2 separate regions of the Mus musculus genome follow, and region 2 is linked to region 1. Evidence: chromatin loops called from intact Hi-C (ENCODE). Cell type or tissue: left cerebral cortex. All regions are shown on one strand. Links, peaks and the distances in the headings refer to the core of each region. The heading gives the core; the rest is flanking DNA.

Region 1 (15,885 bases), core at 5,373-13,372:
TCTCTTAAACTCCGCACCAAAACCTTGCAGAAAAGGACACCCGACGACTGAGGTATGTTCTCGAAGAGCAACTTGGACCTTTGCAAGTGCAGTCCCTAGCTGCCCTTTGCTTTCCAGGCACAGAGCAGAGGGGTTCACAGTCCGGAAGCAAACCGGGCTGCTCACGCGTGCAGCAAAAGGGAAAGGGCGCACGAGCCTCCTCCAAAAAGAGAGGCCGCGGTGGGCTCACGCTCCCTTCTCTTCCACCCTCCCTCCTTCCAGGCGTGCGGCCGCTCGTACCTCCGAGAGTGCAGCGGCAGCAGGCGGAGCCTGAGCCCGTCACCCCGGGATGCAGCGAAGGACGCGGCACCCGCAGGCGTTCCAGGGGCCGAAACACTGTAGCCATGTTGTTCCGGGCCGGGCTGCACCATCTGCGGGACCCGGGCAGGGGGGACCTCTGAGGTGGTAGGACCACTTCCGGCGGAGGCGGGCTCTGTGCCTGTCCCCCCACGCCCGCCTTCCACTTGGTGCGCTCCAAGATGGCGGCTCCCATGGTGCGGTGTGGGATGCTCCTGGCTCGGCGACTAGACGCGTCTCGCCTTTGCCTCGCAGGTTGGTGGCTGCTGCCTTGGAGCTGCAGCTCCATTTAGGCCTCCCAGCACGCTGTTTATTGAAGGAAGGGGGTGATGGGCTTCCAGGAAGCGCATAAGTGCGTCTGGGATCCGGTTGCTAGAGAAGCCGTTTAGGGTATTGGTAACCCAGAAAGGAAAAATAATCCCTCTTCTTTAAGGCTAGTACCCGCCATTCCAAACTTTTGAAAAGTAGGGGAAGGCTGTAGCATGAGGTTCTGCGTATGTCTTGCAAGTTTAATGTATTAAATTAGTAGACTTCTTGGTGATCATGAAAAACCCAAATATGTTCACTCCGTGGGCTAGAACAGTTTTCTTCCCCTGAGATTTCTTTGGAGGGTCATCAGGCAAAAGTTTTCCCTCACTGCCTTGTACTTGATGACCCGAACCCTTGGTCTTCATCTCCTGAAAGAATTTTTCAACACTAGCCTCACTTTACCTGGTGACCTTGGCCACAACTTCTGCCTGACATTTCTTTTTTTTTTTTTTTTTCCACCAGTAGGTAAACAAGCAGAGCGATTTGATGGCTTGAGTTGAATCACATAATCACTCAAAGCCTTTTTAGGGTACCTAATGGTGAAAATACGTTTTGAAGTTTTTGCAAAACCCGAGTTTGTAGTGCTTACAATCTCGTAATCCTTGAAGATGTGCCAGATAACAGAAGTAAAATGAACTAACCACACTTGGATGTTTGCAATGCTGCTTGTTTTCAATCAGACTCCCTTAACACCAGTCACAAAAAGAGAAGCAATGCTCACTTGCTCTCACTCCTGTAAGTGTACAGCCATTTAAAAACTCCACAGTTGTCCTCAAGAGTTTTCTAAAGATAAAGTGTTTGAACTACCTGGCAAGAACACTTCATATCACACATTTGACAAATTGATACGAACAATATTTGGCACTAAGAGTGCTTTGTAGAGCTATTTGGCATATTTAATTGTGATTGGTAGTAAATTCTTTGAAGTTTCATAAGACCCACACTAGTAGATACAGGAGAGTAAGTTGGTTGCTTATAATGGCTGGGGCAACTATTGTAACAAAGGAATGGAAACTACACAGAGCAACTTGAGAGAACCTTTACTTTGGCAGTTTATACTCTGAAGCTATCCCAACTTGGTAGTTGCTAGTACTTGTAGCTATTTAAATTTAAGTTGAAGATAAATAAGATTAAAAACTAAGTTTCTTCACGGCAGTTAGTGTTTTATGTGGTCAGTACATCCATGTAGCTGATGTCTTTTGTCTTGGACAATTTAAAATGTAACATTTTTATTTCTACAGAAGTTTTTTGGACACTGCATTAGACCACAGATGGAGGCTATAGGAAGGCAATATAAGTACATCAGTGTATAAATACCCTAATTCAAGTACTCAGCTTGTACAAATTCATGACAGATGAGTCAGTATATGCAACACTTTAAGACTTCTACATAGTCTACTTAAAATAGGATGAAAGAATACAGCCCAAATGATCAAAAAGATAGAAGAAAAATGAACTGAGATAGAGCAACAACAGGTATGTGAAAAGGACAGGGGAAGGAAACTTACTGGGTACCATAATTCGTAGACAGGCATTAGTGAGCCTTAACCACCCTGCTGATAGGTGGTATCCCTCATTTTGTGTATGATGAAAAAGATACAGAGGTGTATGATCTGCCCAATCTTCATAGCATTTATTATTGGCACCACAAGGGCTAAAAGTTAAATTGTGCTGCTAAAGCTTGTCTATTTTCACAATCACATTATTTTCTTATTTTAAAAACAAAACAAACAAACAAAATGCTTGGAGACATTTTGAATGGCACGTGCAGAGGGGGACTGGCAAGGCCCAGACCTAAGCCTGTGAGTCTGAAGACTCTTACTCATTCAGATGTGTTTTGAGCACTTTGAATGTTGTTACTGGGTTACTTGTCGGATAAGTAGAATCTCTCTGCAATCTGGGCCTACAGAGAAACTATCTGCATTTTAATGAGACTCATATGCATAAAAAGTTTGAGAGTCTGATCTAGATCTTCCACTTTGTGTCCATCTCCTTTCATCTTTTGCCCCTGGCTGTAGAAATTCTTTGGTTGTGACGTTATTAGAACCTCAGCTTGTATGCAGTGATGGAGAAACCTTTGCTCTTTATGACTTTATGACACGCACAAAGCATCATAGAAAGATGTGTGTGTGTGTGTGTGTGTGCGTGTGTGAATGCATGCTTGCATCGTGCTTTTATGAATGCATGTATGTAGAGGCTAGAAATCAAAGTTAGGTGTCATCCGCAGTCACTCTTCACTGACATAAAACTCAGGTTGTAATCCTTGTGTGATCTGTTATGATCTCTGGGTAGCTGCCTTTTATTTTAGAGTTCCTTCTCTTCACATGCAGTACAACTCACTCACTGAAGTACACAGTTGTGTGACTTTCAGCATTGTGCAAGCATCTTTCCAACCAACTCAGGATGTTTTTATCACACTCTATATCTCTTGTTGCTAGTCACTCTTACTCCCTCAGCCCCCGTCCCCAGTTCTAGGTGACATGTGACCTGCTTCCTTTCTTTAGATTCCCCTATTCTAATGCTTCTTTTAAGTGGGACATAATTTGAGGCTGGTATCTTTCACTTACCATAATGTTTTCAGGATTCTTTTTTTTTTAAAGGTTTATTTATCTATGTATGTGAGTACACTGTAGCTGTCTTCAGACACACCAGAAGAGGGCATCAGATTCCATTACAGATGGTTGTGAGCCACTATGTGGTTGCTGGGAATTGAACTCAGGGCCTTCGGAAGAGCAGTCAGTGCTCTTAACTACTGAGTCATCTCTCCAGCCCAGGATTCTTATTTTTAAATCGCTAAATAGTGTTTCATTACAATGATATACCAAGTCTTGGTATAAACTCTTTGCTTGCCGGCCAGTGGTGGCGCACGCCTTTAATCCCAGCACTTGGGAGGCAGAGGCAGGCGGATTTCTGAGTTTGAGGCCAGCCTGGTCTACAGAGTGACCAGGACAGCCAAAACTATACAGAAAAACCCTGTTTACAAACAAACAAGCAAACAAATACCTCTTTGCTTTATGCAAAGTACTGATAAATATTCTAATCCAAGTCAAATGGAAATATTTTCAGGATTGATAACTGTAACTCATCCAGTTAATAGCCTAGCATAGATTGAGAGGCTGTTTGGGATCTAAGAAGGACTTTAGGACTCTGAAGAGCTGGCAATCGTACAAATGGCTTTCAGCTTTCACATCAGAAGCTGAGAAGAACCAGCTTGCCCGCCTGGAAAACTGGGGCAGAGCTTTTCAGGCTTTTCCGTGCTTGCTGTGAACTCTGCAGCAGTCGTTAGAGTATCACGTTGAATTTTAAAAATGCACAAGCTGGTAGTTGCAAATACAACAGAAGTTGTGTTCAGTAAAGAAGATCTGTGAAACACGCCTGCTGAGCTGATTGTCTTTCCCTCAGGTAAAAGATGCCTGCTTTCTGCAGCGTACGTGGACAGCCACCAGTGGGAAGCCAGAGAGAAGGAGGAATACCATCTGGGTAGGTCCTGCCATACACCGTTGTTAGCGGTCACTCCACAGACCTGGAGTCATACGCTCACATGACGCATGCATGTCATGAGAGACCTCTATGGTGGCGCTGCTCACAGAAGTGCATTTAAAAGGAGTAATGCCCACACATGGGGGGGGTCATCTTTGCTGCCCCTGCGTTCTGGAAACTGTGTTGTCTGCCGTGATGGTTGCACTGCTGAGGCTGTGTAAACAGTTCCTTCTTGCTTTTTGTTCACTGCACTGTAGTTTCCATGCAGCTTGCCTCTGGTTTACAGTATCATTGCCAGGTGACAGGTGTGGAAGCAAATTTGCAATCTCATGGAAGCCATGGAAAGATGCTGAGTGTCTTCCCAGCAGTAAGCTCAGAGAACCTTTTGTTTCCCTTGTTCCTTGTTTCATAGTTCACAGGTAGCAAGCAGCCTTCCCTGTATAAATTACCAAGGCCTAAAAGAAGTAAGTCACTGACCCCACAAGCACATTTCCAAATGTGTAAGCACTGTCCCGACACTGCGGAGTGAATAGATGGGCGATGGACAGTGAGACACTAGTGCTGTGCACAGGAATCCCTGTGCTGACCCAACATATCCACGCACACACACCCCCCCATGTGCCACTGTTGACAATTTCTCTGTGCTTGTGTTAGATAAGAACAAAGCAGTCCTCTGTGATGGAGTGTTCTAGAAAAGTAGGATGTAGCTGATAGTTGCAGCTAGCTACCTTTAGGATGCTTCAGAGTGATCATGGTCTCCTTTGAGAATGTGAGTTGTAGAGCTGGTCAGCAGCTCTGGAGTGCATGTGTGTACAGCAGCTCTGGAATGTGTGTGTGTGTGTGTGTGTGTGTGTGTGTGTGTGTGTGTGTGTGTGTGTACAGCAGCTCTGGAATGTGTGTGTGTGTGTGTGTGTGTGTGTGTGTGTGTGTGTACAGCAGCTCTGGAACGTGTGTGTGGCCAGGAGTGCATGTGTGTACAGCAGCTATGGAATGTGTGTGTGTGTGTGTGTGTGTGTGTGTGTGTGTGTGTGTGTGTGTGTGTGTCTACAGCAGCTCTGGAACGTGTGTGTGGCCAGGCTCAGCCAAAGCAGAGCTGGGCAGGTTCTGAAGGGGAGTGATGAAGCCCTCCACAGGGAACTTAGTCTGACTCTCGCTTTTAAGGGTTAGCACAGCCTTTAAATCCAACACTTTATAGTGTCTGCAGATTAGATTCAAAGCTAATATACTTTACTAAGCATAATACTTTAAAATTTATATAGTTATAAAAAAAGAAACAAAACTGAAGTAATGTGGTGTATTGGAGTATTTTGAAATATAATGAAGTATTTAGCATCACTGAGGATTTGGAAGTCACTACACCCTTTCATTTTCCATGCACTGCCACTGGCCCACAGGACAATGGGCACGGGCACACATGTACTATACTGGCGAAATCAGACATCCCAAGTATACCTGAGTGACATTTTTATTTTAAAACTCAACAAGATTTTGGTAAAGGTCTGAGTAACTCAAAGGTCTGTTTTCAGTCAATTTTCATTAAAGAATGCATTAATGAAAAAAAATCCTGCTTATTTTTAAGTATGCAAGAAGTATTTTCTATTTGTGTGTTAAAATGAAATTAGTATCATTAATTAGAAACTGTTTTTAAAGTAGTAAAAATGTCTCTCACTGAACTTGGAGATGAGCTGACCGCCTACAAACCCACGCAAGCTTCCCACCTCAACCCCTCAGGAGTGGCATGAGAGGCCTGCACACAACCGTTCCGGACTTCTGTTCTGGGTGCTGGGACTCAGGCTCAGGCTTTCACGCCTGAGCAGCAGGTGTTCTGACACGCTGACTCATACCCTAGCCCCTGGGAGTCATCTTCAACTTCTCTGCTCTTGCCCATATTCACTTTTGTTTTCATTTTGATATATTTGTTTTTGTTTTCTCATTCTGGGGTGTGTGTGTGTGTGTGTGTAATCTATTCTGTCCCTATCAGAGAGGTGTGCATATGCTGGATTTTTTTTTTGTGGTTTTTTTAGTATAGAATAGTTTATGTGGGGCATGGGGAGTTGAGAGAGAGAGACAGAGAGACAGAGGAACATGTGGAGGGAGAGAAGGGAAGAGGGCAAGAGGAGAGAACAAGAGAACAAGAGGAGAACACAAATGCTATTTTTAACTGTCTTAAATTCATCAGTATGCATGCATGTCATCTACCATAGCACATTTATTGAGTTTATTCATTAATACTTTTCTTCATATGCTTTTTGTTACTTGACTTCAAAATGTCCCTTATCCAATTTTTTCCTCCCCTAATACAGGATGATTCCAGGATCATGTTGCCCTTAAATCAAGTCTTCTTATTTTGAAAGTATGCCTTATCTTTTTTTATTTCTTATGACTTTCTTACCTTTGTTTATGTCTTAGTTAGGGTTTTACTGCTATGAACAGACACCATGTCCAAGGCAACTCTTATAAGGACATTTAATTGGAGCTGGCTTACAGGTTCAGAGGTTCAGTCTATTATCATCAAGGCAGGAGCATGGCTGCATCCAGGCAGGCATGGTGCAGGAGGAGCTGAGACTTCTACATCTTCATTTGAAGGCTGCTAGTGGAAGGCTCCCTTCCAGGTAGCTAGAACTAGAGTATTAAAGCCCATACCCACAGTGACACACCTACTCCAACAGGGACATACTTTCTAATAGTGCCACTCCCTTGCCTAAGCATATACAAACCATCACACTTTATGATTTGATTCCAGTTTTGCCTCCCCATCAGACTGCCCTGTGATGACATGACCCTGCCTGGGTATCTGATGCGGACACAGCTGGCGCCTCTGTCTCCACTCTGCATGTCAGCTCTGATCTCCCAGGCACATGCATCTCAGTTCTCAGCTGCAGCACTGGCCGGTTTTCTTGACCAGTAGGGAGACCTTTAACATAGCCACGATTTCCTGCTGCTTCTCAAGTTTCCCCTTAGATTTTTTTTTTTCCATCTGTGCTTCTGGCCCGAGGCAGTCTGTGCTGTAAAGATTGCAGAGCGGTGATTCTCCACCTCCACCACCCCTTCATACTTACTAGTTGGCACCACCGTTCCCCTTAGGCAGCAGACCTCGTTTCCTTTTATCTGTGATCATACATTATGTTGACATTTGTTGATTGGTGGGATTTTTTTCCCACTGGCTCATTGCTGTCATTATTTGGAGTCCAGCATCCCAGGCTGCCTGGCTAATATAAATGCTTCCAGTTATTTTCCATGTTCTCTTTCTCACCATTTGCTTGCTTTCTCACTTAACAGTGTGTTCTAGGCTTAGTAGCTCCCTAGCCTGGACTCAGCCCTCCTTGGGAACTCTTGTTCCTTTTAGTGGTCACTGAGTGGGAGTAGAAACAGGAGCCGGATGTTAGATGCTCTTGACTCTTACCCAGCACCTCTGAGCCCCCTTCATCTGCATGGAGCTTTCCCTGGCCTTGCTGTGCTCTCCATCCCGTGGTTAGAGCTTGGTTCCACAGAGGCAGGGTTCTGTCGGGAGTCACAGCATTGCATGTGATACAACTTCTCTGCCTTCTATCAGAAAGTGCCAGTTATCCAGTCATAGGTGAGAGTCACAGATAATCTACACATACGTAAAGATGCCCTTCAAATTCTGTTATTCTCCCCTTAGAAGCCATGTGCTAGGACAATCCAATAGTAATATAGCAAAGATTGTTCTCATGTGCCATACGTGAATTACCCATAGTGCTGTGAACATATACATAAAGGAAGGATGCATTCTGGGAAAGTTTATTGTTAAAAATTTTCCTAGGTGTGGAGGTATAGTTAGATTATTTACATGGACACAAGTCTAGAGGTCTTTGCCCTGGTTACACGAATAAACACATTGTCAAATGTACGTGTCAACTTGACACAGCTGGAGTTATCACAGAGAAAGGAGCTTCAGTTGAGGAAATGCCTCCATGAGATCCAACTGTACATTTTCTCAATTAGTGATCGAGGGGGAAAGGCCCCTTGTGGGTGGGACCATCTCTGGGCTGGTAGCCTTGGTTCTATAAGAGAGCAGGTTGAGCAAGCCAGGGGAAGCAAGCCAGTAAAGAACATTCCTCCATGGCCTCAGCATCAGCTCCTGCTTTCTGTCCTGCTTGAGTTCCAGTCCTGACTTCCTTGGTGATGAACAACAGTATGGAAGTATAAGCTGAATAAACCCTTTCTTCCCCAAGTGCTTCTTGGTCATGATGTTTATGCAGGAATAGAAACCCTGACTAAGACACCAAAGAATATGATGATAATCTGTGACTGGTAAATATCATGGGGAGCCTATTGTCTCTTCTCTGTTAAGACCAATGCTTGAGTAAATTAACCATTTACTGAACACATCGAGTCATTGCTGCCCCTCTGCCTCCAGTGAGAACTGGTTTCCTACTCTGTCTCCTCTCGTGCCTTCCCTGAGTAGCACGATATGAATTCTGCATCTGGGTGTGTGTCCCAATGCTACCACTTTCAGCTGTCGCTGTCCATGTCTATAGCTATAAATCAGGGATGGGTGATGTCTGCTCTAGTTCCTAAACATTCATCCTAGAAATATGCAGAGTGAATGAGTCCCTGGGTCCCTTGTGTATGTCCCTGTGTATGTTTGATGTGAAGTAAAGTTTGGAATTCAGACTGCCCGGAACTTTTCCATTGTGTAACAGGAAGTAACTGCTACCGCCTCTGTTTCATAGATGCACATTTTTGTGTATGGCATGACTGCGTTGGTAAGGGTTGAGCTCTGATTCTGAGCAGGGAGACTGCTGACTGCTCCAGGTGTTCCTGTGGCTGCATTTCCGTGGGTCGGACAGTAGATGGCAGTGTGGTCCTTGCGAGAAACACCCTTCCATCTGCGCTGGGGCGCAGGCCTATCGGGAAATGTGCGCTCATGTGGAGCGTCGTGATTGGACATCGCGCTGGGAGGGCCGTGAGGTGCTTGGGTCGGGTTCGCTGATTGGAGGAAGGAGGAGGGCCGATATGAGGCATTTGCTCCTGTGGTCCCCATTGGTGCCGCTGCGGGTGTGGCGTCCTTGGTTCCGCCCGCCGTCCCTGGGGAGGGCTGTTTCAAGGGTGCCTAGAGTCCTTGAACATTAAAATGCTACCCCCTATTTTCTTGAAAGCTACTTGTTGCATTGCTTTTGTGCGTTCAAAAAGATGCACAGATCATATGCAGTGAGTTACCAGAAAGTTAGCACACCTGCATAGGAGCTGGAGCATTCTAAACGCGTTGGAGACCGGGATGTGCCTAGCTTTCTTCAGACAGCCGAAATTCTGATTTGCAACACCAGAGGCTGCTTCATAAAAGCACTTTAGCACTTTACACGAGAAAGTGTAAAGCAGGAAAGTAGAGACTGCTGTAAAGAACCCCAGCACCCGCCATCTGCTTTCAGCTGTTATCAGCTTATGTCTGCTCCTCTTCCTAATCCTTTGGACTGTTTTGAAGCTCTCTCTCTCTCTCTCTCTGTGTGTTGTATATTTCAAAAAGATAAGATGTTTTTAAAGCCATTGTTATATATAAAGTAGTCGCATAAATATATGAAATAACCAGCTTCTGCCATTTTTGTTTTTTGAGACCAGGTCACACCTTGTAACCATTGCTAGTCAGGAGGGCCTTGAGCTCAGAGATCCACCTACCTCTGCCTCCCAAGCGCTGGGATTGAGTGTGTGCACCACCACGCCTGCCGGGTTTCTGGTATTTCTTATACACATATTTTTAATGCTCTAAATCTAATGCTCATATTTTTAATGCTCTAATCGAACAAGGACCCAACCGAATCACACAAATACAGTTGTACTTTCTTTTGACTCTTTAATAAATTTTTTTTTTGGGTATAAACATGGGGGTAAAGCAGATTCAACAGTTATTAGTTCGATTTCATCTATAGCCTATACCCCTCCATCAGACTGCTTTTTAAGTCAGTCTATCATCCAATCATTTTATAGCAATTTTGATATGGACCTCCAAAAGATGGCAATTTTTAAAGTAAGCTATAATGCCATCCTTAAACATTGCATGTTCACATTTTGTCATGTCTTAAATATGTTTTCTTCACTTACAGAGGACTTGCATGTCACACTCACATGTCACACTCGAGCAGACACCTTTTGTAGAGCATCTCACACTCTTGATTTGCAGGTTTCGTCTTTCTGCTGGTACTGGATGTGTCTGGTTTTCCATCTGTCCTAGCTGTAAAAAATAATTTGATGATTATTTTGTTTTTGTTTTGTTTTTTGTTTTTCGAGACAGGGTTTCTCTGTATAGCCCTGGCTGTCCTGGAACTCACTTTGTAGAGCAGGCTGGCCTCCAACTTAGAAATCCGCCTGCCTCTGCCTCCCAAGTGCTGGGATTAAAGGCGTGCGCCACCATGCCCGGCTCAGGGCTTGTTTTGCTTGTTGTTATTAATATGGTTTTTACCATGATAGATGGTCTAGCTGGACTTATTTTTGATCAATTTGTTTGTGGTTAGTCTTATCCCTTGTTTTTTGCTGTTGTTAATGTTGTTGCTTTTATTTTTGTTTGCCATGGGTTGGAAGAGTCAGTATTGTTAGGAGGTCCACACAACCCAACTCTGGAGACAATACAGCCCGGAATCTCATAGTTTTTCCTACAGATCTAGGGAGGTCAGTATGTCATTCCTTTCATGGGCCAACTGCTGTCCTTTTCCATAGTTACTGCAGATTTAGTCCCTGACGCTCTAGAGAGCCAATGAATGGTTTCTGGGGATTTGATTTTGCTGCTTGTTACTTTATGGCTTAGGGAGATGCTACGTTACAGCATGGAGCGGAGTGGAGGAGAGGGCTGCGGGAGCAAACTCAAGGTCACAGTTCAGAAAACAGCAGCTTTGGGGTGGAGAGCTCAAGGCCTGGATTCCCTCCCTTCATCTCTGTCTCAGCCTTCTGCCTGTGCGCAAACACAGAGGAGAATTTATACTGCAGCCATCTCTACCTAACTGGTCTCTCCAGGCCCTGGGGTGGGAGAACACTGCAGAGTCCATCCAGAAGGCAAATGAGCGTTTCTAGCCTGTGTTCAAAGTGGAGTGCTGCAGTGTGAGTTTTATGCTGGCCTAGCTGAGCCGTCATTTTCCACAGAGCAGGAGCAGGAGGTGTGGACTGCAGGCTGGGGGAGTAGGAGGTGTGGACTGCAGGCTGGGGAGCAGGAGGTGTGGACTGCAGGCTGGGGGAGCAGGAGGTGTGGACTGCAGGCTGGGGAGCAGGAGGTGTGGACTGCAGGCTGGGGAGCAGGAGGTGTGGACTGCAGGCTGGTGAGCAGGAGGTGTGGACTGCAGGCTGGGGGAGCAGGAGGTGTGGACTGCAGGCTGGGGAGCAGGAGGTGTGGACTGCAGGCTGGGGAGCAGGAGGTGTGGACTGCAGGCTGGGGAGTAGGAGGTGTGGACTGCAGGCTGGGGGAGCAGGAGGTGTGGACTGCAGGCTGGAGGACTCTAAGCTGCAGCTTGGGAACTTCATTCCTTCAGGTATGGTGAGAGCCTTTCCTGAGCAGCATGTGCCTATGATGGGTGCACACTTCCTGCTGAGACAGCCTTGAGTTTATCTAAATCCTCTGCCCGGTGAGTGAGTTTATGAGTCCCAGCTCCATCCTGCTCTAGGCCCCAGAGCATCCATCTTATTTGACAGGGAAAGTGTGTTTCTGGAACTGTGGTGAAGCATGTGATAAAAGAAAGCTGCTCATTGACGTGACCCGTGACACGCAGGCAGGCGAGACTCCCAGTCCCCTTCCCTCACTCAGCTACATTTCCCCCATGCCGCTGGTCTGAAAGTTATAGCCTCGGTTTCCATTTTTTAAGATTATCATCCTACACCCTCTAAGGTAATTATTTAACAAATTCTAATGCTCACCACTTTATCCTTTAGAATAGTATACACACAGGCACGCGCACACACGCACAGGCACACAAAGGATAAGTGATATACTGTGCTGTTGTCCAATACTAAAGTTTCATCCTTCAAAACACCGGATTTAAGCTGCTATCTCAGCCCCTTTATCTACTCTCAATTCTTCTCAAGAATTCTGAGCATCAAGTCAATTCTGAGCATCAGCTGTAATAAATACAGTTTGTGTTACTTGTTTCAAATGTCTCTGCTGTGTTCCCTTTCTAAGTGTAAAGGCCTGCTGCTAGTGTTCTTTTCTTTTCTTTAAGATTTACTTTATGCATTTGAGTACACTGTAGCTGATTTCAGACCCACCAGAAGAGGGCATCCGTTCCCTTTACAGATGGTTGTGAACCACCATGTGGTTGCTGGGATTTGAACTGAGGACGGTTGAAAGAGCAGTCAGTACTCTTAACCACTGAGCCATCTCTCCAGCCCCTCATTTGCTCATCTCAGTCTGTATCTGCCTTCCAAAGCTACTGCTCAAAACAAAACAGACAAAAGCCCTCCTGCTGTTTGGATGGTGTTGGTTTTGTTCCCCTTTGTAAGGAGCCCCTGATTTTCCTCCTCACTGTTTGTAAGAGGATCCCATTCTCCAGTTTCTCAGTGACACAGAATCTAACGTTGTTTGTGGGACACGTGTTTAAAAGACAGTCTTTTATTATTAATTCTGAAAAGCTCTCAGGAGACAGCTGGTGTGGTAAAGCACTTGCTGAGAAAACTCAAGGACCTGAGTTGATACCCAGCACCAGGTGAGGCCAGATGGCGGAGTGGGCGGGGATAGGGCCGGGCTGGAAAGAGAGGTTGATCCCCAGCACCCAATGAGGACGCAGGATGGGGGAGGGTGGGGGCAGGCAGTGGGGCTGGAGAGGTGACTCTGCCTAGGAGCACTGGCTCCTCTTGCTGGTGGGTTTGGTTCCTAGCATTCACCAGGAGGTTCCATGCAGGTAAAACGTGACACAGAAAATAAAATACATCTTTTTGTTTGTTTGTTTAAAGCCAGGTGATGGTGCACACCTGGAATGCCAACACTGGGGAGGTGGAAACACACAGACCCCTGGGTGTCACTGAGAGCCAGATCACTGTAGTTGGCACAGTGACTGAGGAACTGAACGAAACCAGGGCTGAACTGTGGTCTCCACACACATTCACAGGCCTTGTGTGAGTGTGTGTGTGTGTGTGTGTGTGTGTGTACACACGCAAGCGCGCATGCGCTGGTTTCCCATTACCTGTCAGCTCACCTCATTCTCTTGGTCTACTTTTTTGTAAATTAAGTTTCTTTCAGAAATTATTCTATTCTCCATGTCTCTTAGTGTCATCCTTCTCACATTTCTTTTCTTGCATTCTGGGTAATTTAATTTCTGCCTGATATTCAGGTCACTAGTTCTCACATCTAACCTTCTTTTTTAACTTATTGCTCGCTTGCTTTTTGAGACAAGCTCATGACCTGCATCATAGGCTAGTGTCAAACTTGTGTTCTCGTTGCTTCAGGTCCCCGGTGCTAGGAATGTAGACCTGCAGCTCTATGCCTGTCTTTATTTCCTGTTCTGTCCTGTCTTCCCTTTCCTTTGAACTTTGTTGCAGTATTTACATAAAATTAAGCCATACCTAAAGCATATAGTTTAATAAGTTTTGACAACTGTGGAGCTACACATGACCGTATACATCATAGTCCTGTCACCTCCAAAGGCAGTTGTCTCTAGTCCTTTAATACACTTGCTCCTTTCTGCTCCACACCCAGGCACCCAGGAAATGATTGCTGCAGTCCTGTTGTTTAGATTAGTTTGCCGGTTCTAGGTTTTGTGGGAAAGAACACCTCTTTGAATAAAATCCTTAGCCTGGCACACTTGGGGATTACCAAGAAGGCGTATGTCGGCTTCTCGGGCACCAGAGCTTACTTGTGTCGCATCCTGGGAGAAGAGCGGTCCTTGTTCCAGTTTCTCCTTTCGATACGTGTGCAGCTCCAACGTGACTGTACACAAGAGCCTCCTAACCAGTTTCACCTCTTACGGAGACTTGAGTTTTCTCTGATGCCACCAGGTACTAAAACCAAAGGTCCACAGCGTCTCGCTGGTCCCCTGGGGTGACCCAACACTACAGTTACTCCTCAAGTCCTCCAAGTGTGAGTTGTCTGTGGCCCCGGCAGTTAGGCTTACCTGTTTCAAAGCTCAATTTTATTTTTCTGGTAAAAAGAGTTGTTAAAGCAATACAGTTCATCTTATTCCAGAAATAGAATTTCTTAGTATCACCCTGGGCTTAGACACCACATTCACATCCCGCCTCCTTCTCTGCATGGAGTTCTTACACAGCTCATATTGTTCTTGACCGGCTGCACCATCAGCTGCTGGATCTGTTGCTAACAGAGTCGAATGCCCTGGCTTACTACAGATCTATAGAACATGATCCTTACCCTGGATGGCAGGCCTAGATATTCAGTCTTAAACCCCTGGGAGTTCACTCTGTTGTGGTAAAATCCTCAGTAAATCCTCTTTTGTCCTTAGATCCTCAGTGCTGTTGCTGTTGTCAAATAAGACGTTTTAATACTATCCTGTGTTTCATCTTCTAAGCATATTTCCACATTGTGTAGTTGAAAATTCTGCTAAATGAGTTTGTATTTCAGATCCATTTTCCCGCACTCTTTGCTCTGCAGCCATCAGCTTCAGTGAGCGTTCCTGGGGAGCCGAGAACCCAGCGAAGCAACCTCCTTGGCACAGCCCATTGAACAGAACTTGGGCATCTGTTGGCTCCTCAGTAAAGCATGGAGTGTGACTTTGGCTGTGGAGGCCACCATCCAGGAGCCTGTGGTGCTGGCCCTCCATATGCTGCAGCTGTCCTGCTTTCCCGGCCCTCCCGCCCTTCCCTGCTTTCTGCCTCATTCATCACAGCAGCTCTGGGACGCACGGTGATTGGCCTTGGCCACGCAGAGCGCTTGCAGCGAACCCGAGCAGTGTGTAAATACTACCCCTCAGATGGAGGCCCTGGCCAATTCCACTTCACTAAAGACGTGCGCCTTGGTGTGAAGTCTTCAGATGGAATCCGGTTACCATGCTTGAAGGTGGTCGGCGAGCTGCCTCGGTCCTGTGAGGGTGACACGCTGTGCATACGCGTGAAAAGGACAAGGGAGAGGACCTTGCAGGCCATTTTAATTAGGCCAGTAGCTCCTGATCCTGGCTTTTTAAAAATATAGTATGAATTTTGAATAAAGGGAGGTAATTCTTCATATTGATCATTAACATAAAAGTAGTCAGAATTATAGACTTGGTGGCACGAGTGTCTAATTATGAGCAGGTGCACTTGACAGTATTATTGATCCCTGATAGGAAGGGGTTTTAAGAATCTGTTTGTAGGTTTTACAGATGCTGCAATCACCTGTTTCAATACTTTTAAAATAGTCATTAAAAAGGCTTTTTATATCAGGTTAGGTTTTAGGAATTTTACCAAGTTGTTTTTCCCCAGTTGCTATAAGTCATAGGGACCATTTCCCTGAGGCAAGAAGGGAAATAGTTAAAAGCACAGTAAGAAGTGACCAGTGAGCAGAGTGTGTCACAGTGCCTCCAGCTTTGCTATTCGTGTCACCGAGAGAGCCTGAGAAGTGAGCCCGTGCATTCCTTATCCTCTCTTCCGTTGACTCCTGCCTTTAGGTAGTCCTGGATGCTTTTCACAGAACTGTCCTATGAACTGAGTGTAGGTTGGTGAATTCACTTCTTCCCTGACGCTTTTACTGTAAGGGCACGAGGGACCATCTTATATGGGTATTTGTAGTTAGTAGAAAATATCTTGGTTCAGAAAGAGAATAACAGGACCTGAACTATCTTTAAAAGCCTCCCCAACCTGCTTACTTGACAGAACATCAGTTGTAAGGGCAAGGTG
Region 2 (15,885 bases), core at 3,418-11,417, 140 kb after region 1:
ACGTCTGAGGTTTCTGAGGTTAGGGTCTGAAGAGCTTTTCAAACCTCTGACTCAAATGTGCTCGACTTTCCCCTGGACACAGCGCTCACTACTGAATCTCATTTCCATGAGACAAAGTGGGGAGTGACTCCCGTCTCAAATGCTAGGCGTATCATTTTTAAGAAATGCTTACGGCTTTTCTTGATTGTAAAGTAACAGCCGACTACTGCGCAAAACGTAAAAGTATAGAGAAAATATAGGTGCAAATATCCAGATGGAAACCCACATTAAAGTCTGGTGCATTTTTGTAAAGACAAGCATTGTTTTGACTACTACTACATTAGGACCAAACTGTAACGACCTTCATGATTCTTTTTTCCTCTCAGCCACCATGTGTGTACTGATGCGTGGTTTGCAATGTGGGCTGAGCACTGCATCCTCTCGCGTAGTCATCGTTAACTAAACCACTCACTACTGTGGAGAATCTCAGGGGTTTCCCTGAGTTTTTCAAACATATAAGTAATACGACAGCAAGCCATGTTTACCTGACTATATGCACATCTCTGTTTCTTTCCATAGGCTCAATGGCTGGTATGGATCTGTTACGTCAAAACGCTTATGCACTTTTACTACCTGGATTTTACTGAAATTCCTGTGTCAGAAAGGTCATCTGTATCCAGTAGGAGAACGGGAAGAACTTGGCCTGCGCTCTTCGCCAACACTGTGCGGAACGATTTTCAAAGCCATGTGGATGGCGGGCAAGGCTGCACCTTCTCGTATCACTCCTATTGCTTCATCTACAGAGGTTCTGTGGTTTTCAGAGGTTCATAATGGTGTAATATGTCTCTCTCTACCAATAGGTTTTGTGTGTGTGTGTGTAAACTGAATGTTCATAGCATATGCCCATCTTTAAGGCTTTATTTAGATATTTGTAAGAGCTCTCTATAAAACAGGGAAATTGAATTTTTTACTATGAAATTCGAGGCAAATACCTTGAGAACCACTTTCAGTTGCATGGCGATATGCCTTAAGTCATGCCATCTGCTGGTAAACAGCAGAAGAGTTGGCAACTACTCATAAGGCCAAGGTAGTACGTGTATTAGTGCTTTTCCCACGCCGGTGATTTTAATACTAGATACCAAAGATGAACAGCTGACTAGAGGCTTTTTGACTACAGATTTTCAATCACATTCAAATATCAGAGCTATTTAAGTTGGGTAAGAGAGAGAAGAGGTTTCAGCCAAACCCAAAGGAGTGTTGAGTTCTAATTCCTAATCATACTTCTGGAGTGAATATTGATCACAGATAGGTATGTGAGCCCTGTTTAAAGAATCATAGTAATTCAAATTTTGAATTTTGTAATAAGATACATGAATAAAGGTGACTTCAGTATGTATTTTTTTTTAGAAACACCTCCAAATGAGATTAAAGCCAATGCTTTCGGGTAGTTAAGGAGAAGCTAGGGCAAATTCTGGTGAAGATGGGTCTCACCAGCTGATGATCATAGGGTTTCATGGAATTCAACCAGGAAATGCGACTTAACTTGGGGCTCATGTAAAACAGTAGCTGTGACTCATGTTGACTGGCTCCAACTCCTCTGGGAGCAGATCTAGGAGAAGTAGTGTTTTCCAAGATAATGCAGAAACATCAGGTGAATACAGTAACTGGACCAATGGTCACTGATCATGCTCCAATGCATGCAGGTCCATAGCCAAGCACCAGAGCCATCACTGGCCTGTTCGGACAGACAGCAGTTGAGTAGCCACTCTCTTTATAGGAAGCTGCACTTGGGAGTGTGCTGAGCTGATCTTTGGGGGCTGTGAATCATTCCTCAGCCCTTGGGAGATCTGATGTAAACCAAATGCAAGCTATTGCAAGAATCTGGTCAACTTAGTGCCAGGAGCACAAGGGCAGGGAGGTAGCTCTATCCTCAGGCAGCAGAGGATGTGCAAACCTGAACCTTTCTACAACCAGAAATGAGCAAATGCGAACACTCTGAGCCAGGTACGTAGGTTTCTAACAATAAAACTAATGCGGGTGCTTGAGAGGGTAACTCAGTGCCTCCTGTATGTATGGATCCCTTAACACTGGAAAGAGCTGATTTTGTTTGGTTGGGTTTGGGTAGGTAGGTTTGGTAGGTAGGTGGGGGATGGGATAGCAACTTCCAGACAAGATTTTCCCTGTTGGGTTTGTTAGCTTGAACTAAATGAGAACAATAAATTAAGATCATAGTTTATTTTTTAAAAAATGAATGGGTGTCTGGGGATATGTGAAGAACCTTATGTGATCATACTCATCTATAATCTCAGCCCTCTGAAGGTAGAGACAGACATAGGGAGAGCAAGGCTAGCCAGGGCAACATGGCAAGTCGATATCCCAGAGGCAAAAAGTAACAACAGAGAACCAAGCCTGGACGCACCCTGATGCAGAAGAGCATCTGGCCAGCAACTGAAAAAAAAAACGGAACAAAGTTCAGCCAGGTTGGCTCAGAGCAGGGTCTGGCAGACGGTAATGGTGAAATGACCGTGAAAAGCAACCAAGGTGACTTATCGCTCCCCAGCATCCGGGCAAGGAGGTCCTAGCAGGCAGATTCAACCTTATCCCAGAAACCCAAGCCACGGATAAGTCAGATGACAGCCATGTTGAGAGTGTAGCGGGGCCACAAGTGGGGTAATGGGGAAGATGACCCTGATGTCCCTACAGCAACCTGGGAGAGGAGGATGTGGCCATCTCCAGACAGTAATTTCAGCTCTCCAGAACAAGTACTGACAACCCTTCTGTAACAGCCTTCCCATGATGACAAGGTAGGAGAGCTATCCACATTCCAAGTGACCCAAGGCGTATTGGCAGACAATTGGAGTGGAGGCAGCATCCCACCAATGAAGAAGAAAGTTCTGGAGAAACTGAGGATGAGAGCCCATGTCTGAAGTCAGCTTTGGTGAAGCCCCCACTCTGCATGGAGCAGAATCCAGAGACAGCACGTGGCCATGACATCTCCCTTCTTCCCACTCTACACAGGGGCAATGTGACAGGTGGCCTTGACAGTATAGTATTTCTAGAACCCTCAAACACATCCCAGGGTCCTTCCAACCACGTAGCCAACCCAGAACTGCAATTGACGACTGTTGGTCAAATTACTAGCCTTCAGAATCTTACTCCTCAAGCACCACTCACCTAAAAGCCCCGCTTGGGAAAAAGATCTGAAGAGCAAACAAAAGGCCAGGCTTGGTGGTGCGCGCCTTTGACCCCAGCACTTGGGAGGCAGGCTTATCTCTGTGAGTTCGAGGCTAGCTTGGTCTACAAAGGGACATCCAGGGCTAAACAGAGAAACCCTGTTTGAAACCTCCACCCCCCTAATGCCCCCAAAAAGGAGGAAAAAAAAAAAGCAACTCAGCCACCACCCTCCCAGGCAGAGCAAGAATAGGATGGAAAGATGAGGTATATGTATGCAATATCATCCCTGACAAGAAAATACGGTCTGGACCCAAAGAAACTAAATTCTAAGGAGGGTCTCAGCGGCCCAAGTGCACTGCAAAAGGTTTTAAACACTCCAATTTCCAAACAACTAACATCCGCCAGCCCAACAGTTTCAAAGGATCTCTAATGCAGGTGGCTCTGGAGCTCACAGTCCCCGTGTCTCCTCCACAAGAAAAGGGGCTAGACAGGTTGGAGGCAGTGTCCTTGTCTGGTTCTGTGAAAGCCTGACAGAAATAGGGAGAGAGGCTTTGTCCTTTAGGGTAGTGTCTTATTCTCAGAACTCTAGCCTGCTATCTGAACTGATTTTAGGTTGTGGAAACGACCTCTGATACTTGCCAGACTTCCCCTGTGAGGTGTGGCTGCTGAGGCTAGTTAGTCAATGCCATTGCACAGGTGAGCAGGTCGAGGCTCTGAGGTGCCCAGGGTCCCACAGCTAAGCCAGGCTGCACTTGGGCCTACACTAACTCTTCCAACTTAGAGCTCTCAGATTGCTTCAAACATGAAAACAACTCGCCCTGCCTATACAGAAAAGGATTTCCTTATTTTTTAGAATTATTGTTTTTTTTTCTTCTCTATATCCAAGTCGATGTTTACATTTGTTGGAAGAATTGAAAAAGGTTGTTAAACTCCAATCCGGGCTCAGAAACTCTATGACACCCGGCTTCCATCTTGCACCTTAACTTATTTTTCCATCTGGGAAGACAAGAGCTCTAGCCTGAAACACAACAAATTGGACTTGAACATCCTCCATCCCCGCCATCATGAAAAAACAAACATTTTGAAGACGGATGGGACCAGCTGCCTGCATCCCCTTTCTACCCAGCAACCACCCTGGCTGGACCTTGTTGTTGTTGTTGTTGCTGTTGCTTTTTTTCCAGGGCCATTTTCTGCAGCAGGGACAGGGCCACTGTGGGCTCTGAGAAGACTGATGCGCCCCTGCTTTTGTAAGGCAAGGGGGCGATTTCCCAGGCTTGCTTTGTGTCCCTGCTCGGCCACTAAGTGATAGACAGAGCTGCAGATGCGGCCAGCAGCGCCTATCTCTGTTCATGCGGCCAGTGTGTGTGTGTGTGTGTGTGTGTGTGTGTGTGTGTGTGTTTCTGTGCTATCAAGGTTTTTCCTCTCCTTTTAAAAACTTCTCCTATGAAGTAAGACAGCAGTTATTCGTAGGAAAATTTATCAGAACCAAATTCTTCTTAGTGGGAAAAAAAAAAGGCAGTAGAATTTCTCTCCTCATGCTAATCCCCTGTTTGACATGCAATGACATCATCCTATAGGGAGGAGGGTGGGTGTGGACAGGAGACAATGTAATGTCTGCTATAATTACAGGGTTTAATATGCAGGATCAGGGAGGTGGATGGGAGCTACAGGCAAGCCCTTCTCACCAGGCCTTGTGGGGGGAGGGGGAGTGAATATAATGGGGCTCAGTAATGCACTTGAGGGGGTCTTGCTGTGGCAATACCAAAAGGAGCAGAAATCAAAGGACTACACTGGCCAGCCTTCATTTTCTGATGCAAAAACATCTCCTAGAGACCAGTGAAGTGAAACTGCATTTCCCCCCTATCGAGGCCCATTGAACTGCAGTGTCCCAAAAGACAACATGAACACATAAAAAAACCTCACAAGCACAGACAGAGAAGAGCATTTTAAAAGCACTGCTACACCATACACTCATAGCACAAGATATCCACACAGCGCCTGGCATATGGATGATGCACTGATTTACATGAAGGCAACTAATATCATCAGCATTTTGAATGTTAAATAACCTAAGTTCCCTTTTTAAAACACAGGTTTTTGAGATGTATCAAAAATGATAAGACAGTAGCTAGCACATTCTCTAACCATGGCATTTACAGACTGCCTGCCTCCATTAGACAGGATTAAAGAAGCCGGTGGGCTACCATGGTGGCAGACTCAAACAGTCTAATATGCCTTGTCCAATTTATGCATTTTCAAGCAATTCATGCATAGCCACTCCTAGAGTGACATGAAGAATTGATGTGCGGCTTCTTTTGGTAGGTGTCGAGGCTATAGGAAGGGATTGCTGTTTAAACTGTACCATTGGGAAGACAGGAATTTCAATTGGTCTCAAGGTGGGAAAGACTTTGACTAGACGAAGAGAAGTTTAAAAAAAAAAGAAAGAAAAAAAAGAAGAGAAAAGAAAAGAAAAACTTGGCTCCAGGGAACTTGGAGCTAATATTGTGAGAAAATTAGAAGCTCAACACAACCACTTATATGAGTGGCTCTACACATCACTGCACAGAGTGGCCAACGGTATGCTAAGTTTGAACAGTCAGGATGCAGCAGAGGTCTCAGCTTTCCTGACACTTGTTAGCATTCCCCTAAAGGGACGAAAGCTCTCCTCACCACTACAGATATTTCCCTTTTTAAGAACATGTATCTGAAAACCTGAAAAACAGAAGATAGCATTCTTGGTGAAATATTGGTTTATAGTTCAAAGTAACTGCATATTACTTAGGGAAGGGACACGATGGCAGAGTTCAATGTGATGTCACAGCCCTGGAGGAGTTAAGGGGAGAGGAGCCCTGTAAGGTAAAGGTCAGCTCAGTAAGGCTCACACCAAAGAGCAAGACAAACAGTAAGAGGATATTCTGCTAATTACCATGGAGCAAGTCAACCTTACCGGGGGACTCTTAAATACACGAAAATAAATGAAATGAATGAAAATAAGAACGCAACTCCCTCTAGAAAAATACGGCTTTTGAATCATCTCAAAGACTGTAACATGCTGACAGCTTTGAATGGCAGATTTCCGCAAACAGAGATTCTGCCATACAATGACTGCTTCAACTTGGGCTGAGTTAAAGAAGTGGGTTGGCATGGAGACAGACAAGAAGATGCTCTGTTCCAAATTCACGAGTCTTTGAAGAACTCATGAAAAGACATAGAACCATCACTACTAATGACAACAAACATGGCCATGGTGATTTAAAGTAAACCGGTGTCATGCAAAAAGGTACGTCGAGGGGGAAGCCTCACGGGAGAAGAGATGCATAGAACGCAATCAAAGTATCCATTTTAGCATGTTTCACCCAAGGAAGAAAGCAGCGTATTAATAACATCATTTAATACGGCCTCACTATCTCCACCCTTCACATAGCATGTAGCTCCCGAATACTCATAAATCCACTGTGTGTAGAACAGGGTCTTCAGTAAGGAAACTGAGGCACAGAGCATTGACGTATAACATGGAGCTTGCATTTGAACCTGTGTGGTCCAGCCCTAACTGTTCTGCACTCCCCCTTTACCTGTTCAGTCAGACTCAGGAAGGCTGGAGAGGCTCGAACTCAGTCCTTTACACCTGTCCATAATTCTAGGCTGCAAGACACACTTTGGGGGAAACCGGTCTCATTTCTTGAGCCTTCCTCCTCTTAAGAACCAAAGAGAGCCGAGTCTGGATGAGGCCTCTGTGGTTGGCAACCTGGACTGGATAGAGTTTAGGAAATGTCCCTGTAAGGGGAGGCGGCATTGGGTGGGACTCAAGAGGGATCGTGAGATTCCCGAAGGAGAACCTATGCAACCTTGCCTGTTGACACATGCTGAGCCTAGAAGAACATTTCCAGGGAGAAAACAAACAGAACTCAAAATGGGACCTTTAAAAAAGCTCTACAGCACATGATAAAATGAGTACTCTGGCCTGAGAGTCAGTGGAAAATTATATCTTAAAAAAAAAATTATAAGGCTTTCTTAAAGGAACAAAGCAGACTTCTGGAAAATAATGGTATCCCCAAAATTAATTTAGACATGTCCTCTATGAAACGATAGAGAGCCACCCAAAGTTGAGTGAGCCACCATGCAAGCAAGCGGCATCACGATGACCTATGAAAAGCAAACGGTAGAGATAACCAGCCTGGCGGACGCTGGAGCACCCTCACTTCCTATGAATCCAGTAAACAAAGGCAGGCAGGAGGATGCTGAGCCTCTGAGGACCTCTCTGAGTGCTGTGGTTCCATTACTGCAGAACCTCAGTAACAGTTACAACCAACCCCTGAGTTCTGACGCCCCTATGTTTAAACGCGCTGGTTTCTTTCTCTGGTCCCTGGAGTTACTGATGCCACCAACCAATTGTCACTAATCACGAGTCTCTAGGTGGTCAGTGAAAACTCGTGTCAGCCTCTAGCCTTTTTTCTTATATCTCAACAGAATAGTGTAAAGTCTTCTGAAAAATATTCATACATTTAACATTTACCATCTTTATAGAAAGATCTTAAATAATTTCCATTTCCCGCTTCCTATTTCCTAAGCCATAGAGGATCGTAAGCTTCCGGTGATCCTCACAAAGTCTACAACAAAACCAAAAACAACCCTGCATCCTCTACAACGAGGCAGTGCAGACTGCTAACTTAGGAAATATAAGTAGCGACCATCATCCTTCTTAAGCACAAAAGAAAAAGACTTTTGCTGAATTTCACCCGTGAAGGCCCTTCCCTTGTTATCCTTGGAGGACCTGTTCCTCTGTCATATGCTAGATGGCGCTACACTCTCCTCTCCTCCTTAGCAGTTGGAGGCACATACTTGTGTGACTGAGAAGTGCCCCTGAATCTTTTTTTTTTTAAGATTTATTTATTTATTATATGTAAGTACACTGTAGCAATCTTCAGACACACCAGAAGAGGGCCGTCAGACCTCGTTACGGATCATTGTGAGCCACCATGTGGTTGCTGGGATTTGAACTCCGGACCTTTGGAAGAGCAGTCAGGTGCTCTTACCCACTGAGCTATCTCACCAGCCCGCCTCTGAATCTTGATGGACAGTTAGTTCCAACCACAGGAGAGTGTGTGGGAACAAACGTCTGTTTATTAATTAATTAATTAGCTAATTAATTAATTAATTAACTAATATATCACATCGTTATTAGCCCTCATATATGACAGAGCCCCAGACTCCACAGACAAGCGATGCCCATTAGGGACAGTGAGCAGGTGAGTGTGAAGAGTTACATTTTGATTCATCCCAGTAAGTTCTCCTGCTCTACTCTGAATGCCCAAGAACTTCATACAAACACATCTTGGCTTGACCCATCGGCTATGTTCACAGTTAACAGTTATGACTACCTTTGTATATAAAGCACTTTACCAAATATATTAGTGACTTTTTTTTTTACTATGAGTTGATGTTATCAAAAAAAAATAGCAGGATATTAAGTGTAAAAGGATCTTTGAGATAAAGTTTAGAAAACACTGAAGTTCAAGAATTTATCCATAAGAGCACACATCTAATCAGCAGAGGTGATTCAAGCCCAGGTTGTCCATCCCAGGCCCACCTGTGGAGGGCTCTATCTCTCTCAGAAATTGGTTGTTTGTTTTTGTCAAGTCTCTGAAAGTTGATAGTTTGTAAATAAATATCCAACACCTTCATGCTAAAAGGAAATCTATAACAACAAAAAAAAGTGCTAATAATGTAAGCAATGACTGCACGTTTTCATTTGTCTAACATGGCTTATTTTTCACTCTGTAAAGTGGTTCTAGTTTCTTGAGCCAGTGATTTCTCATGACTCACCATCTTGACCTTGTCTGCCTAGGTCCTGGCATTACCCTCTAAGGCTCTTTAACTTAAAGCCTCTTTGTCTCTGTGGTTTCTCACAAGGAAAAGGAGTAGGATCAGAAAGTTAGACTCCTGGAAGGTTCCGTTCTGAAATCTGCTCCGTGATTAATTTAAGGTCTTGCTTTTACTTACTCAAAGTATGTTTTTGTTTATTTCCTTTATTTTTTTTCTTCCTGAATTGTAAATCGGAACTTCTGTTGTTTTTGTTGCTAACTAATTTCAAATTTGCGAGGAGTCTGTTTACCAGGCATAGAGAATCCATTTGCCGTATGAAGTTTGCTTAGGTTGCCAGCAGCAGAATGTCTACGGAGAGAAGCCTATTTCTAGATGACCCCATGGAGTGAGCTAATTTGACACATTATTTCATTTGTATTTATACACTGGAATGATATTCCAAAGGCACAAAATAATCTCTGTTCTATGTATAAAACAAGAAAACAAAAAGCAGACAGGACATAATAGCATAACCAACCGTGATGTAAGGCTTATTTAAAAAACAAAACACTGACCTCCTGCCTAAAAATAACCCAAACCAACATGGTTTGTAAAAAACATGACTGTGATTGGAGAGTAGGGAGACACACTATTTTAAAAAATGAAGTGGAAATATGAAAGCAAGAGAGAAGCAGACAACATGGAGGTTGTGTGTGAATGAATGATATGTGTGAAGGCCCAATGCAAAACCAAGCGACAGTCAAATGAGGGGGGCTCTGTTACTGTTTGCACATAGAAAACTTTTTTTCTCCTAGAGTATATTCTGAGTCACAATGAGAAGCGTATTTTAGCAACCACGTTGATCAGTGATAGCTGGTTATCCTTATCAACCACGATGTACTATCACCGTAGCATGTGCTACACTTTCGTACAGGTAACAATGTAGAGGGGTTTTCATCAGCGTGGCCGGGGGCATGTCACGTTTCCCTGTGATGTTATGGCATCCCTTAAAAAAACAGTGTTTCCCAGATCTATTAGGAGTTTATGCAACCTCAATTGCTTATGCTCCTATAGTAGTGTACAACTGTAATTTAAAAGTGAAGTGATACACCCCCCACCCCCCCACACACATTATGAATATAAGTGGAAATATAAGTGGCTCCAAAATGTAAACTTTTAAGATATTTTGGGCAACAAGCTTTTAAAAACAATTTCACTTTCCATGCGTTTTAGATCAGGGGTTCTCAACCTGTGGGTCGCGGCCCCTCTCGGGTCAAACAATCTTTCACAGGGGTTGCTACAAGATATCCTGCATATCGAATATTTGTGTTATGATTTATAACAGTAGCAAAATCACAGTTATGGAGTAGCAGTGAAAATGCCTTTATAGTTGGGGGGGGGTCACTACAACATGAGGGAAAATGTATTAAAGGCTCTTAGCATTAGGAAGGCTGAGAGCCACTGCTCTAAATCTTGACTGGATTTTGTGTTTAGTGGCTTCTTAAAGGATTGTGGGGTGAAGAAATCAACTACACTTTACATTACACTTTCAGAGAGGAGGAGGGTGTGGCTGGGGCTCTGTGACCCCTTCAGTGATGCTGCCTGTGCATCTAGTAAATGACAATACTTGCTTAAAGGGTGAACTAAAAAAGAGAAAGAGGAAGGCATCTCATTCTGTCTCCTCTCTGCTATCTTTAAAGACATCACTCTGGAAAGAAGAAGGAAGAATACATTTCCAAACCCATATTTACTACAAATATCTTAATTGATTCAGGGAGTCTAAGTGAATTCTGACGTATTTGCCTAAAACAAAACAAAACAAAACAAAACAAAACAAAACAAAAGGACTGTATCACTGAATTTGTAAAACTTGGAGAAGAATAACCCCTCAAAAAGTTATCAACAGAACCTTGAGTGACTGACCACCATACTGTTGTCAACATACATTATCACTAATAGCACTATTACATACATACATTTTTCTTTCAAGTTTCAGCATGCTCTATAAGGGTTTTGTGTAAACACACAATAATGTCATATAGGGTTGGATACATACATTAAAGTAAGCCTTTAGGAAAAAAAATCAAATTAGACTTGGGAAAAATTGAGCCATTGCCTTACAGGCCTCATATGTAAGTCAGGCAGCATTGGCATACACAGAAGCAGAGGCAGGCAAATCTCAGAGTTTAAGGCCAGCCTGGTCTACAGGGGGAGTTCTAGGACAGCCAGGAAATAACAGGGAAACCCTGTCTCAAAAAACAAAAATGAATAGATAAATGAATAGATAGATAGATAGATAGATAGATAGATAGATAGATGGATGGATGGATGGATGGATAGATAGATAGATAGATAGATAGATAGATAGATAGATAGATAGATAGATAATGAGTGAGTGAATACGGCCTCAGATGGCAATAGCCAATCACAAGCCATATTACCATAAAAATCACTTTTCCATCTGGATAACCCCGGCTCTCTGGTAACGATCACCTGCACACACATTGTTGGTAATAATCTGATTTGATCATAGCTCCCCAAGGGTATTTATATCTGCACGTACTGACTTGTTAAATTATGCCGTGCTAATTGATGGTTCACATGACAAGATATGCATAGCTGATCATGCTCATTAAAATGCAGGCTATTCTCAATTATGTGCAACAAACGATGTGCCTGGGACTTTTAACACACTCAAACCACACTGAATCCCCGAATTTATAGGCTGTAATCCTTCGGCCTTCTTCCAAAACTTGTGCATAAGTACTTAGTCTGAGGCGTAAAGCAGGACCACATGCCAGCATGCACGTTCTTATTTAAATGGGAAAAGACAATGACATTATTTCCTATTTGGCATTGTGTAGATAGAAACACCCACCGATCTGAGTCTTGAAATACTTTCCACACAGGTGTCTGCTGTTGTGCAAATACAATTAAGTTGGTCTGGCTCACAGTTTCTACAGGGAGAGAGAGGAAAAGGCAAGGGCTAAGAGCCCCTGTCCTGAGAAGTCAATGCTCTGAGCTGTGACTGTTTCCTGATTGACAGTCCTAGTAGGTGGGACAGGCAGAGTTTTTAAATAAAGTTTCTTTCATAGACCTTTCAATCCTAGTGTTTCAAATATGTTAAGGGGCTGAAAAGATGGCTCAGAGGTTAAAAGCATTCATTAGCTGCTCTTCCAAGGGACCCAGGTTCAGTTCCCAGAACTCACATGACAGCTCATAACTGTCTACTTAACTTCAGTTCCAGGGGATATTTCCCTACCCCCCACCCCGTCATACACACACACACACACACACACACACACACACACACACACACACACACACAGAGTTTTCCTCCTGAACTGCACCATCTGAATTTTGCACTGAGAAGATACTTGGAATTCTAGCTGAAGAACAGTCACTCCTTCATCTGAGCAGGCATGCAGTGCATCTGTCTAGTGCAGTTAACTGGCAGCTTGCACTGATCTTTTGCAAGTGTGGTCTCCCAGCCGAAAGCTTAAAACCTGTGAAGACTCCACCAGGGGGCTGCAGAGCTGTTCACCTATCAGCATCATTCACCTAGGCAGCAGGACATAGCCCATCGTTGATCCTTTCTCTCAGTTTTTGTTTTATTTTGGCCAGATGTGGTATTTGGGGCTGAATTTCAGGAACCCAAAGGCAACACTGTGAGGCGGGGGCTCAGGGCCAGGTGTGGTGTGCTGAGCACTTAGCTACTCCATCCTACACTAGCCTCGAGAGGCTTCCCCAGGAATCTATGCATTTGGGCCAGACACTCGGCAGTGACTGTTTTCACGACGGCTGAAATCCCATTTTATTAAGGAAAGACTGGCTTAAGAGCAAAGGGCAGACAATAAGGGCAGTCCTTAAGGTGTTGGTTTTACCTCAGTCCTTCCAAATCCTGTGGCAACGGTTAGCAGCAACCGTTTGAATCTTTCAAACTGAGGTGTGGTACACTCTCTGGGCTTTCAATCCTTGCTTTGAATCACATACTTCTTCTGAAATCCTATACTGACTGTCTCATCTTATTTTCTGAGAGCATTTGTCTCACTCCTTCTAAGCCCTGGAAGAGTTTATTAAAGTCACATTATTTTTGTCTTGTTTGTGTTAGCTGCCCAGGCCCTGCAGCTCATGTTTAAGGTGTGTCCCTGGGGGAAGTACTCTTCACTTTCCCACATGTCTCCAGGACCAAGGAAATATGACTTCACACAATAGCTATCACCCTCAGACTGCAGTGAGAAAACAAAGCCAGCGAGAGCCCTGGGGTATGATGTTTGGAGATACTTGATCGTTGCCGCAGTAGCGTTTAATTAGTCTTGGGTTGCTGCTGGGGGCGGAGTGCTGGTACCTGGGCAACCTTTGTCACCACGGGTTGGAACAATCAAAACATAGAGCTTGTTAGGGTTTTCATTTCACTCCCGGTCTTGAGGAATAGAGAATAAAAAGCTCTTCTATGTCAGTCTCTGTGTCTGTCTGCCTCTCTCTCTCTCTCACACACATACACATGCAGACACAGACACACAAACACACAATTTGTAGACTAAGGAAGTGCTTTCTTTGTAAAATAACAGTGAGTTTTAAAGGAATGAATGATATCTTTTCCCATCTAGATCATGAACAGCGGGCATATCTTCCCCCACAGTTCCCTTCACCCCTCTTTGCTTATTAATAGGTACACAATACCAAGTGCCTGAAATTCAAGAAGCAATCTCTCCGTTTGTGTTTCATCTGTTCCCTCATCTGCCAGTCTCCCTAGCACATTGCTACAAATGCTGGACATGGACCACAAAGACCCAAATGGTGGCCGGAAGCAAGTGTGGGACTGCGGGCATGATGGTTCACTACTGTTGTGTGTTTTTAGACCCCGAGTAAAATCACAGGCACTTTAGTCCCCCAAAAAGAAGAAAAATGCACGGAGGCCGCCTGTGATGTCTCCTTGCTGAGCAGTGACAGCAGCTGCTCCAGACTGCACTTAGCTGCACTTAATGGCCAGTTATTGGCATTCCCTAACACGGCCCCTGAGCCCAGGCAGACCACTTCCTGCCACGGTCTTGCCTACGCTAGTCTGCATGGAGTAGTTCCACAGTGCCCATTAGGAACGGCTTGAGAGCCATTACTGTCGGCAGACTAAAACATCCTTTCTACTCAGGTTTTTTTTTTTTTTTTTTCAAAAGAGAAGTGAGATGAATAGTTATTTCTAGGTGGTGTGAACAAGCTGTCATTAACTCCCTGGGGGATGAAGGCACCCGAACACAGAAATGACACGGTGATGTGTGTGTGTTTTTTTCCTTTACGTTGGCCACACCTGTGTCAAAGGAGGGAACTTGCCTAGTGTGCTAGGCTGTGAATATAAAGAACCCCTGACACTTGAAAGCCAAGAGGCATGCAGATCTTACAGGTATCAAAAGCCTCGTGCCACAGACACCACAGGACTCCGAGTCCAGTGTGACTTTGGGCTGTTTTGACAATGGCAGGCTCTGTGCTGTGATCTGGACCCATCAGTCTGAAGGGGACAATAGGACAGGGGCAAATATGGCCAAGGGAGGGCAAGCAGGCTGCCCTCCCTGCAAGCAGGCTAGGCAGGCTCGAGAGGGAAGGCCGATGGAAGCTAGGGGTTTGCAATAAAATAACTCTTTCCCAGGCAGGCACCATTTACCTCAGTGAGCCTGGTTATTTCATGAAAATAAGGCTCGTCATTTTAACGACTGAGTTCCTCCTGTCACCTTGGACAATGACGTAATGACAAAGGATAAAGGAACCTTGTGGGCACGTTGACAGGGGCCCTCCCCTGACTATGTACATAGGTCAGAGGAAGCAGCAGGACAGAGACTTGCCTAACCTGTGGTCACAGGTTCCCTGAGTGACACATCATCAGTCCCTGGAACGCAAAGGGACGATGCGTGTATGTGCTTTGTTGCTTAAAGAAAGGCTGAGAGCAAGGCTGAAAACTGCATCCATGACTCTCCATTGTAGAGCAGTGGATTCACTCTAGGCATACACAACTAAGTCATAATCTACGCGATGGCTAGCTGTCCAGGAATAGACACAGAAATATGACAAAGCCTAGGGTTATGGTTGAGGTTTTTTTTTTTTTTTCTTTCTTTCTTTCTTTCTCTTACAGCTCTGCAGGCAAATGTTAGACAGGAGACCTTAACTCACTAACGTGAAAGGAAGGGAAAGACTCGCCTGACTGAAACGTAAAATATCGGTGTCAACTCTCTAACCTGAGCCAATCTCCGGAAAGGATATTTTTAGCAGTCTCTCAGCACAGACCTAAAGATGCTTGCCTGCGGTTTGCTCATCTTTCATCCTCTACGGGGAAGGCACAGGTTCTCAAGCAGAACCGCCCATGTACACCTTTCAGATTCAATCACAGACAGAAGAAGGCTTCCGTGAACGTGATCTAGTAGCTAGTGGCGAGAGAACTAATGTAAATACGCTAGAGTTGTACTACTAATTCAGCTGACTAAGGCAGTAAACCACAGGAAATGTGAGTCTCTGAAAATTGGCAGACACTACTGTCACTTGTGGTTGAAGAGAGAAGGGAAGCAGTGGTGGATGGAGCGGATGAGGTTTGGAGGGACTGGGTCATGGCAGTAAGGGAGACAGCCAAGGCTATCACCCTACATCACCATCCTTGTGTCCAGCGTGGTAGGCCATGTTGCAGATGGTCTAACCTCTGCCTTGGCTCTACTCTCGCACTGTCTTCATTTTGCCCAAAGAACTGAGAGCAGTGCTGAAAATATTATCTACGACTAAACTGGAAGAGTCTTGCCACCTCCAGACAAAAGAAGAGCTCTGTGCCTTCTGAGGATGCCCATGGCAACTGCTTCTAAGGATTGTCTTTAATATAAATTTAAAAAGGATTACACGAGGGAAGCCAGACATATATCGGAACTCGGTATTTCCCACAGACAATAATAATCACCA

What was found. A loop is a pair of places that touch in the nucleus more often than their neighbours do. Peaks named below come from ENCODE experiments on the same cell type or tissue, not always from the same donor. Only the 100,000 strongest peaks of a DNase experiment are listed, where the experiment ranks them.
Region 2: it touches region 1 in a loop (2.7-fold over the local background); 3 of 42 quality-filtered maps call a loop at or near these places.

Annotation. Positions count from the first base shown.
Region 1 is chr13:99,344,285-99,360,169 of GRCm38, forward strand. It overlaps Mrps27 (mitochondrial ribosomal protein S27), which reads left to right and starts at 502. Exons shown (of 11, transcript NM_173757.3): 1 at 502-591; 2 at 4,048-4,125. The coding sequence starts at 519. Ptcd2 (pentatricopeptide repeat domain 2) reads right to left here and starts at 394. Exons shown (of 10, transcript NM_026873.2): 1 at 280-394. The coding sequence starts at 385. In left cerebral cortex, for the core only: CTCF peaks have their summits at 8,936 (motif pointing right) and 12,334 (motif pointing right); DNase peaks (open chromatin) are centred at 9,042, 11,217, 11,614 and 12,352; H3K4me3 peaks cover 547 bases; H3K27ac peaks cover 1,272 bases.
Region 2 is chr13:99,488,354-99,504,238 of GRCm38, forward strand. The region is part of intron 2 of Map1b (microtubule-associated protein 1B); the gene reads right to left. Among named protein-coding and RNA genes, the nearest start is that of Map1b, 20 kb to the right of the region's middle. In left cerebral cortex, for the core only: CTCF peaks have their summits at 5,045 and 7,937; a DNase peak (open chromatin) is centred at 8,009.